Linked DNA regions of Homo sapiens: region 2 is linked to region 1. Evidence: chromatin contacts called from ENCODE Hi-C or POLR2A ChIA-PET data. All regions are on one chromosome and are shown on one strand. Each heading gives the region's core, a stretch centred on a gene start or an enhancer-like site at or near the end of the contact. The rest is flanking DNA. Distances are from core to core; before and after follow the strand shown.

Region 1 (3,227 bases), core at 435-2,934:
TTGGTGACGGGGAGTATTGGGTCCTTTTCCTTTGCACGAGCATTTCTGGAAGGCTGAGAACTTTCCCAAGGCTCAAGAGCAAGAGCTGCCCTACCCCTGGCCCATGACTTAGGATCTGGAGAAGGGGTGATGGGGACGGGGTGGGTGAGAGAGGGAGAGTGAGGAGGGATCAGCTTCCAGGCCAGGAATGGCTTTAGGCTGATTCAGAGATGGACCGTGGTGCTCCTCAGAGGGAGGCCTCTGCCAGCTTGATGTGCACTTGTCTGCTGGCTTTGCAGACTCAGATGCAAGTGGGCACACCTCAGACAGCACGCTGCAGACCGGGAGAACAGAGCCATGACAATAGCCTCAGCTGCAGAGCCATAAGGAGCCTTGCCAGGCCCTTCCAGGCCCAGGCATCAAGAAAGCCAACTTTCCTGAGGTCCAGTCCCTGCTCTCCAGGTGGAAACATTTCTCCATCCATCACGACCAATGCAGCTGCTGAGCTAAATATAGGAGTCAGCTCTCAAAATTCCTCTGCCTCAGAGCCTTTGAGCTTCCTAGGAACCACTGCGAGGAGGGGAGAAGGAGGTGTGGACGTGCTTCCTCACAGACGCTGCCTGGCCTCTTTGGGCATCCAGTGTAGCTGGCCAATGGACAGGCTCATAGGAGCACTGGTATTGCCAAGGGCCTCAGTTTCTGCATGGCGAATGGTACCTCATAGTCGCAGCAGGGGAGATAGATGGGAAATGCAGTCCAAGAATGTTTAGAGTACTTCCCATTTGTTTCTTTACAGCTCCTGACCTTTCTCACTGTCTTTTGCTAGAGGAAAGAGGTCAAGGAAGATGGGGATGTATCTCATGTTACTGTGAGGAGGGTGGGGGTGAGCAGGGGTGTACATTATTATGTTTCTCCACTCCTGTACCAACTCACTTTCCCCTCCCTAATCCTAAGCATGTGTGTGCGTGCACGAGTGTACCCACTAGTGTGGCTACACGCACGTGCATGTGTGCACACACATTGACTGGGGGAGGAGAAGCCTCTTCCTTAGAAACGGACCCTCTCCCCAGTTTGGGGTCTCAGCCCCTGCCCTGGCCTCCCAGGGCCCCTTTTCCTCCAGGGATTCCTAGGGTCCAGGCCCTGGCTGCCCACTGGGAGCCAAGGACAGATGGGGTCTCCTCTCTGTGCTGCTGAAATGGGATCCCTCTTTATCAGTGGCCTGGGATGGGAGACTGGGGCCAGGATGAGAGAATGAATCAGAGGAGCTTGTTTTCATTTCATGTTTAATTTCCTGCAGGCTTAGCTCCGTCTTTCCGCTCCTTCCTCAGCCTCCCAGGGTTTTCTGTGGGGGAAGCTGGGGGGAGGGGAGAAGCCACTGGAGGCACGGAGAGAGATGGCTTCTCTTTTTCTTTTTGTCACTGTGACTGTTGGGGTTCTCCTTGTGTCTCTGTGGGTTCCAGGTCCCCATGGTGGGACTGTGGAAGTGGAAGATGTCCCTACAGGCTCTGGAACAGAGGATCCAGGGATGGGCGGGGAGGGACCCCGAAGAGGGAAGGAGGTGGCCAGCGCCTGGCAAAGGGGTCTAGAGTGGAGGGAGGAGCCATGTGGGGGAGTGGAATGTGGGGCGCGGGCTCGCTGGAGCTGAGTGTGAGGGAGGAGGAGATGTGGGTTATCTGGGGAAGACAGATGACCAGGCGGGGGAGAGGCCAGCAGAGCTAGCACCGTCTTTGGAACAGGAGTGGAAGAAGGTCAGGCTGAGGGATTTATTTGAGGGCTGAAGATGGAAATGGTGAGAGGCGGGTGAGCGACCGGTGGGAGCAGGGCTGCCCACCTCCTCCCTCCTTCTTCTCCTGTTCCTTTGTCCTGGGGCCTTACCCTGCGCACCCAGTTCTGGCTTTTCTGCCCAGATCCAGACATGAGCTAGGTGAGCCTGGCCGGTCCTCAATATCCTCCCCAGTAAATTGGAGGCAGCAAGGGTATCCTCACGACCCCTTCTATGCTCACATCTGCAGGTCCTGAGGCTTGGAGTGTCCATCCATTTCTGACCCCTGGCGCCCCAGGGGCTCCGAGAGCTCCCTTCCAGATGCCACACCAACCCCCACGCCCGTTCCTGTGCCTCCCAGCTCTGCACCGCAGGCCTGTCTCCACTGTGCAGCCCCAGGAGGACAGCCAACCACGAGGTCCCCACTGTTCTCCCGGTCTGAATGTCATACCTCAGGACCACCCCAGCCTGGGCCCACTCAGCACAGGCCTCTCCCGAGGACCGGGCTGTGCAAGGAACCAACTGTCTTGGCGGAGGCCTCGCTAACCGCAGCCCATCTGGGGCCAGGGCGGGGTGGCCCAGGGCGGGGAGGCCTCTGTCTTATTGTCTTCAGACACCAGCTGCAGAGATTGGAATCCCAGACAGCAGAGAGAGGCCCCTGCAGCCCCCTGGAGCAGGGCCAAACCCTAGGCTTCTTCCCAGGAAAAGTCCATCTTGGGGCCCCCATTGCCCCGTCCCTGTCCCCACCACCACTCTACGCCAGGCACCTGGCTTGCCACCAGCTGAGTATGGGCCCTGAACAAACACAGCAGAGGCAGGCAGGGGGTTCCATCACCACCCCCTTACCCCCCCAGGGCACTGCCAGGCTTAGGGCTCAACCCAGAGGTCTGACGCACATGAAGATCCCACCCACCCTGCTGCCTTTATACAAAGAAAAGCCTCTGAACAATCTGGCATGTGTCCTTGTACAGCAAACTAAAGTCAAAGAAGCACTAGGCTGCGACTCAGGAGTCCCGGATTCCAGTCGCAGTGCTGCTACTGAGTGGCTGCTGTTAACTTCAGGTTATGACTTCCCACCTATGGGCCTCTTCTTCCTCGTCTATCAAATGGGAAGATGGGGTGATCATTTCCAGCACTACCGTTCTATAGTTCTGTGGTCCTCCCACTAGGTGATAAGATATGCAGCACGTCAGAGTTTCCCTTTCTGCCTTGGCTGCCAGGAAGCTCCAAGTTGAAGTTTGTGCTCAATGGCAACCATGAACCTTAGCCTAAATTTTTTTTTACCACATTACCTCTGCATTTCATGCCATTGTTCTTGTTTTTAGATTGAACAAATAAATCTTTAATTGTAAGCTACCTCAACTCCATTTTGGAAGTAGGTATAAGTGTGTGTGTGTGCGCGCGCATGTGTGTGTGCAGAGAACACTCTGTTTTAGTTGTATGGTGGCAACTGAAAAATGCTCTGTGCGCCTTTGTTTTCATGTTT
Region 2 (3,227 bases), core at 510-3,009, 160 kb before region 1:
ACCATCTAGTCCTTTATCTTTGCATGTGGGAAATTTCATTTTGAAACTTAGGTGGCCTTCTTGTTGGGGTAAGGAATAGTAGATTTGTTTGTTAATTTTTCTTATCCTTCATCCTTGCTCCTGGATTCAAAGGAGGCAAGAACTGTGAATGCAGAATGGTTTTACAGGAGCTGCATGTCAGATTGTTTGGAAATTAGAAAACAGATGGGCTAGATTAGACTGCTTTAAGATCTCCTAAAGTTCAAAAGCATAGGTGTGATTACTTAAAAATTATTTTACTTAAGGAAATACAGTACAAGGACCTGGACTGAAGGGAAATGTCTGCTCAGTGAATTTTTTTTAATGCTGCTTAAATGTTTTTATTTCTCTTTCAATTAAAAAAAAATCCATACACATGATACATATATACTTTGTGCAAGGGTCGAACAGCATGCAAGTGTATAAAGAGTAAAACGTAAAAACCTGCTTTGATTCCCTCCTCTGTTTTCACTCCCTTCCTGAAAGATACTTATATTAAAATATGATGTGTTTTTCTAGTCTTTTTTCTATGGATTTAGACACAAGCACACATACAAACCAATTTTATTTTAACTTGAGTAGGAGCATATTTCATGACTTATACATCTTTTAATGACTTAACTGATGTTAGTTTTCTCAGATGTGTTCTGTAATACCGTTACTACCTTGGATTTCTTATCCTTTCTTTGCAAATATCTCTCACACATTTCTACTTTTATGTGGGTGTTTATTTATTTACTTAAACTTGTTATGGAAAATTTCACACCTATATAAAGAAGCGAGACTAGTACAGTGAACACCACATATCCTCTGTCCAGCTTCGATCATTATCTTGAGGCCCGTCTTGTTTCATCCTTACTCTCATCTACCTCCACCTCCGCTAGATTATCTAGAAACAAATGCCAGACATCAGATCCTTGCATCTGTAAATATTGTGTGAATCTCTGCATGATACAGCCTTTTCAAAAAATGTAACTAACTATAATACTATTATCATACCTAAGAAAATTAACAATAATTTTTCCATATCACCAAATAGTCACTAAATATCTAGCCTTTGCTCATGTTTACCTGTCTCACAAATATTGTTTTACAGTTTGTTTGACTCAGTGAACAAATAAGGATGACCGATAGAATCGGTCTGCTTTTTTGGGTTTTGTTTTGTGCAAAACCTGAAGCTTTATATTTGAGGAATTTGCAGGCCTGATTCCATGCATGGTTTAAAGGAAAGCAAAGGACAAACTTGCAGCCTCACTGTGTTTAGGCACTGCGAATACTTAGATAGCAGGAGGAGAACTGTGAGAAAACATGCAGAACACTGGGTTAGGGAGGGTGGAGAATACAAGGCCGTGGAGAGGAAGGCTCAGTGTCAGAGGAGACGTCCCAGAATCAGGCAGCCCTGCAAAGTGCTAAAAATGCTGGAGAGCGCCTCCAGTGATTATAATACTTGGCCTGACCTGAGTCAGATCATCATATTAATACTTCTTTAGCTGCAGGTTTTCTTTTCAGTCTCTTGCAGCTTTGGAACTAATCTCTGATTTGGGGATACATAATGGGAAAACAGAATGTGCTGTTCAGAAATTCACTTTTCAGTCAATGTAAACCATGTGTTCTGTAAAGCAAGGGATGCTTACAATATTTTCTCCATTATAATGTAATGGAGACCTTGGCAGAAGAAGATACAGTGCCTTAGAGTGCATGCCAGTAGCAGGGCTGGCATGAGGCCAGTTTGACTAATTGCAGTCGTGGCTCTTTTTGAGATGACAAACAGACTGCATGTGGATGATCTTCAGCGTAAGGCATGCTTCTGATTGCTGCTTTCCTACTGCCAGTGCTGAACATTCACCTTAACCCCCCTGGAACAGAATAACAAGTTTGGGGCCCCGGGGACAGAATAACAGTAAAGGTTGATGTGATATACAACTGCTTCCTTTCTCTGCACATACACACCCACTTCTCCTCTGGGGCTGTGAGTGTAATAGCCTAATCACCCACGACCCTGGCTTACCTGGACTGCCTGGTGCCTGAATATTGCATCCATGTCTGCTTCTCTGCACATAGGCCATGGGGCCCATAGAGTCTGCTTGCCATCATGGTCATGGAACCTGCCCAAGTTCATGTTGGATGGTTTCAGTGCTGCATGATAATCAGGAAAAATAAGACCGTATGTTGGTACTAAGGATAGTTATTACATTTTACAGAGTAGACCGGCAGCTGGAGAAGTTTTTAGCCTGCAGGTTACCTCACTCACCAGTTCTTGGTTTCATAAAGCTTAAACAAACAGAGTGGGATTTCCAGGGGTGGTTTGAAAATCTTTGAACCTAAACTGGTCATGTTAGAAGGGAATGTAGGTTGTCATCAGGGCAGGGAGGGGATTGGTAGCAATCAATATTGCAAAAAATGTGGTTTCTCAGTTGAGACATCTTGGCTCAGACTTTGTAGTGTGTGTTGCCCTAGAAAGTGATTTCGATGGGTTTGGGGTCCTGGGAGAGAATAACAGTAAAAGTTGGTGTGATATACACCTGCTTCCTTTCTCTGATGAAGTGTCATTGTACTACTTGCTGGATCCAGTTAAAACAATGTGGTCACTGTTTTCTAATTAAGGAGAGTAACGGCTAGTACAAGCAAACTGCAAGAGAAGCACTGAGGGTTTAATTCTAGGTTCTGCTTCCTGTATAGGGAATTGGGTTAATAAGACTAAGTAGCTGGAATGGACAGTGAGAGCCGGTGGAGGCTACATGATTGACATGTAACTCTGAGATGATGGTGGAAAGAACTGCTTGAGGCAGGGATTGGAGAGAGGCTGGGGTGTAAGCGATGTGAAATGTGATACTTTCTGGCCACCACTGCTTTCCAGGACCATTGTGTTCTGAGATTCTAGCCAGTGGTTGGTAAATGACTTCCCCAACCAGTCTTCCCATGCAGAACTGTTACTCCTGTTATTGTAAATGTGTTTATTTATAAAGTATGACTAGGGAGAGGTGAATGGGATCTGAGGGAGGTAGCAGAGAGGCTGTCCGTAAGGTGTCCTCTGGACTATGATGTGTTTCAAAAACTGGGAAGTAAGGAAAGGGTATTTAGGACCCCGGGGGAAGGCTGGTGATTCAAGGATAGAACGCAGCTGATGGCCCCGAGATGCGTGTATAAGGCATTGTCTTTATAGAAAACTGACTCTGTAAACGTTAGCTGGTTTTGATAATAAAGACTCA

Evidence for each region. A loop is a pair of places that touch in the nucleus more often than their neighbours do. ChIA-PET counts read pairs that join two places held with the same protein, here RNA polymerase II (POLR2A). Pooled maps may share reads with other maps.
Region 2: a loop to region 1 is called in a map of GM18951, with 2.6 times the contacts of the local background. The contact joins two enhancer-like sites. A Hi-C loop is called at or near these places in 15 of 168 maps with a recorded cell type or tissue (GM12878, GM13976, GM18951 and 9 more), 31 of 37 single-sample maps with no recorded cell type and 23 of 50 pooled maps. POLR2A ChIA-PET finds 5 or more read pairs at or near these places in 1 of 52 experiments (A673).

The regions. Positions count from the first base shown.
Region 1 is chr11:44,268,572-44,271,798 of GRCh38, forward strand. All of the region lies in intron 2 of ALX4 (ALX homeobox 4), which reads right to left. Among named protein-coding and RNA genes, the nearest start is that of ALX4, 40 kb to the right of the region's middle. RefSeq lists an enhancer at 1-3,227. Within about 2 kb of position 1,685, at least 4 of the 41 ENCODE cell types and tissues checked have a DNase peak (open chromatin) inside an H3K27ac peak, as active enhancers do.
Region 2 is chr11:44,110,877-44,114,103 of GRCh38, forward strand. All of the region lies in intron 3 of EXT2 (exostosin glycosyltransferase 2), which reads left to right. Among named protein-coding and RNA genes, the nearest start is that of EXT2, 17 kb to the left of the region's middle. RefSeq lists an enhancer at 2,571-2,620. Within about 2 kb of position 1,760, at least 3 of the 41 ENCODE cell types and tissues checked have a DNase peak (open chromatin) inside an H3K27ac peak, as active enhancers do.